2 separate regions of the Homo sapiens genome follow, and region 1 is linked to region 2. The links are chromatin loops, found by intact Hi-C in ENCODE. Cell type or tissue: heart left ventricle. All regions are shown on one strand. Links, peaks and the distances in the headings refer to the core of each region. The heading gives the core; the rest is flanking DNA.

What was found. Hi-C counts contacts between places; a loop is a spot of excess contacts. Peaks named below come from ENCODE experiments on the same cell type or tissue, not always from the same donor. Only the 100,000 strongest peaks of a DNase experiment are listed, where the experiment ranks them.
Region 1: it touches region 2 in a loop (2.5-fold over the local background); 2 of 110 quality-filtered maps call a loop at or near these places.

Annotation. Positions count from the first base shown.
Region 1 is chr1:166,305,765-166,310,097 of GRCh38, reverse strand. The region is part of intron 1 of LOC112268276 (a long non-coding RNA gene); the gene reads right to left. Among named protein-coding and RNA genes, the nearest start is that of FAM78B, 140 kb to the right of the region's middle. RefSeq lists an enhancer at 2,593-3,269. In heart left ventricle, for the core only: no CTCF peak of the experiment used is centred there; a DNase peak (open chromatin) is centred at 2,087; H3K27ac peaks cover 1,865 bases.
Region 2 is chr1:165,922,204-165,926,536 of GRCh38, reverse strand. No RefSeq gene overlaps it. Among named protein-coding and RNA genes, the nearest start is that of MIR3658, 16 kb to the right of the region's middle. In heart left ventricle, for the core only: a CTCF peak has its summit at 1,662 (motif pointing left); no DNase peak of the experiment used is centred there.

The DNA of each region.
Region 1 (4,333 bases), core at 110-4,109, 380 kb before region 2:
ACAATTACACATCCAAATGCAAAAAAAAAAAAAAAAAAAGAAGAAGAAGAATTTAGCCACACCTTATACCACTCAAAAAAAGCTTTTCCTGCATTTAACTCAAAATGGATCACAGACATGAATGTAAAATGCAAAACCATAAAACACTTACAAGATAGCATAGAAGAAAACCTAGATGACCCTAGATGTGGTGATGATTTTTTAGGTCCAACACCAAGCCACAGTCCATGAAAGAGATAATTGATAAGCTGGACTTCATTAAAATTAAAAACTTCTGCTTTGCAAAAGATATTGTCAGGAGAATGAGAAGACAAGCCACAGACTGGGAGAAAATATTTGCAAAAGACATATCTGATAAAGTGCTGTTATCCAAAATATACAAAGCTCTCTTAAAACTCAACAATAAGAAAACCAACATCTTGATTAAAAAATAGGCAAAAGGCCTGAATAGATACCTTGCCAATGAAGATATACAGGTGGCAAATAAGCATATGAAAAGATGCCCAAAATCATATGTAATTGGAGCAACAACGCAAATTAAAGCAACAATGAGATACCACCTACTAGAATGACAAAATCTACAACCCTGACAATACCAAATGTTGTGAGGATACAGAGCAACAGGAACTTTCATTCAGTGCTGATGGGAATGAAAAATGGTACAGCCACTTTGGAAAACAATTTAGCAATTTCTTGCAAAATTAAATATACTTACCATATAATCTGACAGTCATGATCATTGATATTTACTCAAATGAATTAAAAACATATGTTCACACAAAAATCTGCTCATAGATATTAATAGTAGCTTTATTCGTGATTGCCAAAACTTGTAACCAACCAAAATGTCATTCAGTAGGTGAATGGTTAAATAAACTATGGTGCATCCAAACAATGATATATTATTCAGAAGTTTTTAAAAAAGCTATCAAGCCATGAAAACACATGGATAAAATTTAAATGCATATTACTAAGTGAAGGAAGCCAATCTGGAAAGGCTATGTGCTGTATGATTCAAACAATATGACATTCTAAAAAAGGCAGAAAGGATCAGTTGTTGTCAGGTGTTGAGGGGAGGGAAGAATGAGTAGCAGGAGCACGGAGGATTTTTAAAGCAGTAAAAGAATTCTGCTTGATATTATAATGGCAGTTACATGTAATTATATACCTGTCAAATCTGTAGAATGTACAACACCAAGAGTGAACTCTAATAAAAACTATGGACTTATGTGATAATAATGGGTCAATGTAGGTTCATTTTTGTAAAAAATGTACCACTGTGGTGTGGGATATTGGTAGTAGGGGAAGCTGTGTATACATGGGGACGAAGAGGGTTACAGGCTCTGGACCTTCCAGTTGGTTTTGCTGTGAACCTAAAACTGCTATAAAAATAGTCTTCAAAATAATAATATGAAGAGTAATAATAATAATAATAATAATAGCCAACATTCATGGAGGGGTGGCTTTATGCCAACCATTGTGCTCATGAGTTTGATAATAATCACTGCCAGTATTTGATTAAGTCTTTACTAAGCGCCAGATTATACTAAGTATATTAAACACATATCTCATTTATTCCTCTCCAAAATACTGAAGGGGAGGTCTTACTTCCCTCATTTCACAGAAGAGTCTTGTCCAAGGTCATGATGGAGCCAGTGCACAATCACAATTAGTTTCCTTCCTTTCTTCCATCTGCTGAAAGTCTAAGGCAGGTCTGCTTCTAGACCACAGCAACCAGACCAGAAGTGAAGGTAAGATTCTTTAAACCAAGCATGACCTGGGGTGTTCAAAAGGCCTCTAGTATGAACCCAGAACTCTATAAAGCCGGCAGGCAGAGCAAAGATAGGCAAACCACCTTTGTAAAAGACATCACTTCTCTGCCATGAGAAGAATAAGCCTTCATACAGGAATGGATTTCACTAATAAAAGGCAGATGCCCGAGAAGCACTTTTTGTTCCAATGCTTGATGCCAGCCACAGTCCCAAAAGATGATTAGAATAGAAACACTTCATTGCTGATCAGGTGGGTCTGGTTGGTGAGATTCCCAGCTGTCATATTAGAACATACCAACGTGATAATCACCAGGCCACAGCGGCCACGGTTGACTGGCTCCGCTGCTGGCTCATTCACAACAGTGTCAGACACAGCTTTTCCCTGGAAATTCCCTCCACAAGCCCAGTGTTTCCCCAAGACCCATTCAATCAACTGCTTAATCAATTACTCCGGTGATGTTTTAAATGCCTGAGAGAAACTTGAATGTAAAAGAATAACATTGCCCCTCTGCTCTCAAAGACACTTTCATCAATCAAAGTCTCCCCCAGAGCTGGTAAGGGGCAGGAGAGGGTGTCAACCCCCTCCAGATTCCATGGCCACTACATAATGGAGGAGAGAGATTATAATCCTACAGAATCCAAAATCTGGATGCTGTTAGGCAGGCAGAGGAGGGGCAGGATGCTAGTTAGCAATCAGCAAATGCCCACCACGGAGGGTCTCTGGATTCACTGAGCCTCTCCATTAACTAGATCACCAGGGAAAAGAAGGACATAGATGCCTTGAGAAACCACAGATGTCAAATACAGTCATATATATTACCTCACTTCATTCTCTCCTCAGCCTTGTAAATTAGGTTTAATTTTATCAATTGGCAGGCAACAGGAGGTCGGAGGATTTAAGTATCTTTCTCACGTTGATAGAGGCAGTAGGTACTTAAGCCTAGATTTGAAGCCAAGTCTATTTGGCTTCAAAGTTCTTGCTCATTTTACTGAATTGTTACCTCCCTCAAAAGGCAATGACAAATTTTTTACTGGATTCTGGGACTCAACAGTTAGTGAATAGGAATAGAGAAGCAAATTCTGAGACATGAGCATTGGGAATCAGGGAGAGGTGAGAAGGCAAGGCAGTTAAGTGATTAAGTGTAATGACACTGACAGAGAATACAAGTCCCCTGAGTAGGGAATCTCCATACATTAGTGCATTATAATGGAAATTTAGTTGGGACTATGCCATCCAAAATAAAATTTACATTTCTCTGCATTATATGTGGCCACATGTGGTCATGGAACTAATCTCAGGACAATAAGATGTATACAGAATGCCAAATGGAAGTTTCCAGAAACCTTCCCCAAAGACAGGTGAAATGTCTTTTCCCTTCTTCATCTCTTCCTCTTTGCAGAATGGTTAGGGAACATGATGACTGCAGCTTGAGCAGCCATCTTGGACTACCAGGTAATGGGTGAATAAAGGCCACACACAAGATGAAGAGATACAAGGAGCCCGGGTTCCAAGGACCTCAGGAAGCAAAGCCACCAAACCACCTCTGGACAGCCTAATCTGATCATAGCTGATACACTAATTATAAGAATTTGAATAAATTTCTGAAACACCCTGAATCTCAGTTTTCTCCTCTGTAAACGGGCATAATAATGAGGACAGTAATTGCTAATTTCATGGGTGGTTGTGTGTACTAATTTAGGGAACAGGTTAATTGTGCTGATTAAACAGGTATTTAGTAAGAAACAACCATAAGGACTATCACTAGCTCTCTTTCTACAAGTCAATCTTGGGTACCCTAATTGTTTGGCAATGAGAGGAGAATTTCCTCAGGTGGGATGGCTGCTGGACGCCATATTTCTCCTGCCTCAGCCTCCTACGTGCCACCATGCCTGGCTAATTTTTGTATTTTTAGTACAGATGGAGTTTGCCCATGTTGGCCAGGCTGGTCTCGAACTCCTGACCTCAAGTGATCCACCCACCTTGGCCTCCCAAAGTGTTGGGATTACAGGTGTGAGCCACCGTGCCCTCCCTGTTCACTGTCTTTTGAGATAGGTCTTCAGGTCTCAGCTCCTGTTCATCAGTGGCCACACCACAAGAGGGTCATCTCTTTAGTCTATTTCCCTTCCCTAACCTTCCCCTGATGACCTTCCTTTCTATTTTCCTGAGAAAAGAGAAGCCACCAGAAAAGCACATCCACAAACTTTCACCTCTGCATCTACCCCACTACCTGCATCTAGGCCAGTATGCTCTGCCTTGACTCCTGTTACCATGGATGTATTTTCTGTCCTGCCATTCAAGGTCAACCCCTACTCCAGAACCCATCTCCTTCAGGCCAAAGAAATGACCATTCTGTCTCCTACTCCTCTATTTGTCCTCTACTTCCTCATTTTCATCAGCACACAAATATGCTATCTGATCTTGAAAAAAAATCTCTTGTCCACATGTGGCCCTCCAGGTATTTCCCCACTTCTTTGCTCCTCTTCAGAACACCTGAGTAGTCTATACTTACTGCTATCTTCAAATCTTCTCCTCTTATTTTCTCTGGAGATTCTCCAATTAG
Region 2 (4,333 bases), core at 74-4,073:
GGGGCTGAAAAACTACACATTGGGTACTATGGTCTCTACCTGGGTGATGGATTCAGTCATACCCCAAACCTCAGCATCACACAATATACCTTTGTAACAAACCTGCACAGGTACCCCCAATTCTAAAATAAAGGCTGAAACAGAAAAAAAAAAATATCTATTAGCAAACCAGATGGTGCTGTTGGTGCTGTTGTTGACTGCATGATCAAATAAATCTCTAACATAAAACAGCAGAGAACAGGTTAAAACCCCCTCAGAGGAAATGCTATTCTAAAAATAGTCTCTCTTTGGTCCCCATTCCCACCCCAGCAGCCCCCTGACACATGCACATACACACACACACCAATGTGTGTGCATGGAAAGCTCACCTTAACTGAAGTTTTAAAAACACCAGTTTGATCAAATCAATAAAGACATTTTTAAAATAGACTCTGAAAGAAAATGGCCCTAAGGATCTCGCTGGGGTGTTCTTTGGCGCAGCAGGCGATAAGCATGGTGACTGACATTTCCAGTCTTTCCTCCTCCCCTCTCATGCCACCAATCATGAACAGGCACTTTAAGTCTCCCATCACCTTGAGAAGGGGTCAGTCTCCTTTCCTCAAGCATGAGAGAAGATGGCAAAGCTCTCTCTACCATTCAGTTCCTTTATTGGTCCTGAAAAGTGAGTGACAGTGGCTTTTCTTCTCGGAAGCTTATCTCAGGGGTTAGAGCAGCATCATACCACACCCATTCTTAATCTCCTCTTCCTCAGGGTCCCTGCCCGGAAAAGGAAAGTGCCCCTCTCCACAGTCTGGAGCATAACCCTCCCACAGGGCCACCCTTCTTGGATGCCAGGCTGACACCTCCCCAGAGAGTGTCAGAGCACAATGTTCAGCCCAACACTTTAATGACACTGCTGTTTCCTGGCTCTCAGATTTGTCCGAAACTGCCTGGTATACCTCGGCTTACTGTGGGTCTCCTCTTCTGGAAGAGTGTACATTCTAGTTAATTCAGTAAATGCCCATGGTGCACCCAAACTTCCTAGACTCTGAGGGCATTTTAGGGAAATTTATATTAACAATTATTTTAAAGCTTCATAAATATATGGCACTTATGAATTTTCAAAAGTACTTTGATCTTCATTACTTTGCTTAAATCTGACACAATCCTATGAGGTAGAAAGGACTTGATATTATCATCCCTAAATAAAGAGATTAAAGATTAGAGAGTGGTTAGTCCAGGGTTATGCAAATAGTCTACTGCAAAGCCTGGGTGGTCTCTGGCAGGCAACAGTAAAGCCATATGCACATGAAACAGGTGTATGAAGAGGTGGGTGAGACTGAGACTGAGAGGGTGGATGGTGCAGGTCCTGTAAGTTTCCTTCTCACAGACTGACCAATCTGAGTTCTACAGGAAAGCCACCCACAGTTCCTCCTTGTTGAGACCCCCTAGATCTAGGAGTTGGGATTGTACCTCTTTGTGCACATTCCATTCTGCCTTGTACAAGAGTTGTGTCTATATGTGAGGGGCCACTGGCCATTTATGAGGTCCTGGAAGGCAGGGAGGGCTTGGCACAGTACCTGGCACATGATAGGTGCTCTCTAGTGTGTTTGAATTGACCGTCCTCCAGCTGTTCTGAAGGTTAAAACAGGACTTTGCTGTGCTGTGGCTCATTCTCACCCTCTAGTGGCCACTTTTAAGAATAACGGACCACAGATGGAGCTGAGCTTCCAAAGCCAATCAGGAGGCACTGCCATGCCTAGGCCACAGTCCACCTTCTGGTCAGGAGAAACTCAGTTATCAATGGAACTCTTTAAAAATACATGTGCATCTCGGGCCGGGCGCGGCGGCTCACGCCTGTAATCCCAGCACTTTGGGAGGCCGAGGCGAGTGGATCACGAGGTCAAGAGATCGAGACCATCCTGGCGAACATGGTGAAACCCCGTCTCAACTAAAAATACAAAAATTAGCTGGGCGTGGTGGTGCGCGCCTGTAATCCCAGCTACTCGGGAGGCTGAGGCACGAGAATCGCTTGAACCCGGGAGGCGGAGCTTGCAGCGAGCCGAGATTGCACCACTGCACTCCAGCCTGGCGGCAGAGCGAGACTGCATCTCAAAAAAAAAAAAAAACAAAACAAAAAAACGTGTGCATCTCTGCTAGCGAGGCGTCTGGCTCTAAAGCAAAAGTCAAATAAGGAAATCAGCCAACTGTTTATCAGGCACTGACTACGTGGCAAGTACCCTGCCAGGACACATGAGATACAGGAAACACAGTTGCTGACCGTAAAGGAGCCCACAATTTAATGTGAAGTAACACTCCACCGCCCAGGCATCCCAGCATGCTTCACATACAAAGAACAATGGAAGTTTTAGAACTCCAAGCAACATTTGATGCTGTGAACAAAGCAGAATTTCTCTGGAGGAGAAAGTTTGAAAAAACCAATGAGACACTTTTTTTTTTTTCATTATCATGGTTCAGATAACCAGAAAACCTTCCTGCTACAAAATACCTACAAGTTCCACATAAAATACAAAAAAGATAATAATAATGAAGTCCTGCTTAATGCATAGCTGAGCATATAAGAAAATGACATTAGACAAGGGCCAAGAATAGCAATTTAAAACATTAGTATAAAACACAATCAAAAATCAACAAGCAGATTTGGACTATAATGAAATGGTTTTTCTAAAAGCCAAAAATATGGTCACTGAAATTAAAAACTTGGTAAGTTTTAAACAGCAAACTAAACATGGGTGAAGAGCGAGTAACTAAATTGGAAATGATCTAAGGAGCTTAGCTACAATGTAGCTTGAGAGATAAAAAGATTAAAAATAAGGCAGGGCACAGTGGTACATATCAATAATCCCATCACTTTGGGAGGACAAGATGGGTAAATCGCTTGAGTCCAGGAGTTCGAGACCAGCCTGGGCAACATAGTGAAACCCCATCTCTACAAAAAATACAAAAATTAACCGGTCATGGCGGCTCACGCCTGTGGTCCCAGCTACTTAGGAGGCTGAGGTGGGAGGATCACTTGAGCCCAGGAGGTTGAGGCTGCAGCAAGCCATGATCACTCTACTGCATTTCAGCCTGGGCTATAGAGTGAGACCCTGTCTCAAACAAACAAACAAACAAAAAACAGATTAAAAATAAAATAAGAGAGTAAGAGACTTAGAAGAAAGAGCAAAAGGTCCTATGTACATGGAACCACAGATCAAAAGATAGAAAACAGAGAGAAAAGTGAGAAGGCAACATTAGAAAAGATAATAGCTATAAATTTTCTAGAATAGATGAAACACATAGAACTCGCCTTCAGGAAGCACATGCCCTAAGTAGGGTAAATAAAAATAAATCCACATTTCAACACATCATAAGAAATTGCAAAACATCAAAGAGAAATCTTTTTAAAAGACAGAAAACAGAAGACCAATCTATCCAAAATGTTGAGAGAAACAGCTAAATTATAACTCAAGAATGAGGGTAAAAAAAGGCATTTTCCAACAAAGAGTGTCCCACTAATAATTCTGACAAATAATTATGAAAAAAATGTGTGTTATGAAGAAAACTGAATCCATAACCAAGATTGACAATGCAAAATAAAATAGTGAACAAAGTCATTAGTAATAATCTGGGAAAATCTAAATGAGCACTGACAGGATAAAACAGTAATCGTAACTAATGTCAAGAATATAAAAGCAAGGTGGAACTATAATACTTAACATCAATAACATGTAAGATAGACAGAGTGGTCAGAGTTTAAGCTTTCAAAGCTTTCATATTGTTTAGGAAGAGGAGAGAAATACTGATTAAATTCAGATTTTGTCAACTATCCATGTCAATTTTAAAAGATGGCCACTAAAGTAAGAAAAATATAATGTGTGTAATTTTCAACCCTAAAAAGAGGATAAAAGTGAACATAAAAAATCTCAACTTTTGGTTAAACAGGATAGGTTGAACCACTGTTTTCTCTCTGCTGTCTTCTAACACCACTCTAAAAATAGTGAATTTAGCAAGATTGCAGAATAAAAGACCAATATATAAAAATCAATTGTATTCTTATATGCTTGCAATAAACAATCGTTAAGTTGGACTTCTAAAAAAATACTATTCACAATAGCATCATAAAATATAAAATATGTAGGGATACATCTGATAAAAGATATTTAAGACTTATACATTTAAAACAATAAAACATTGCTGAGACACTTTTAAAGACCAAAATAAATGGATAGATATATCTTGTTCATAAATCAAAAGACATAACACTGTTAAAATGTCAGCTGTCCCCAAATTGATCTATGGATTCAACACCATCCCAATTAAAGTCCCAGCATTTTTTGTAGAAATTGACAAG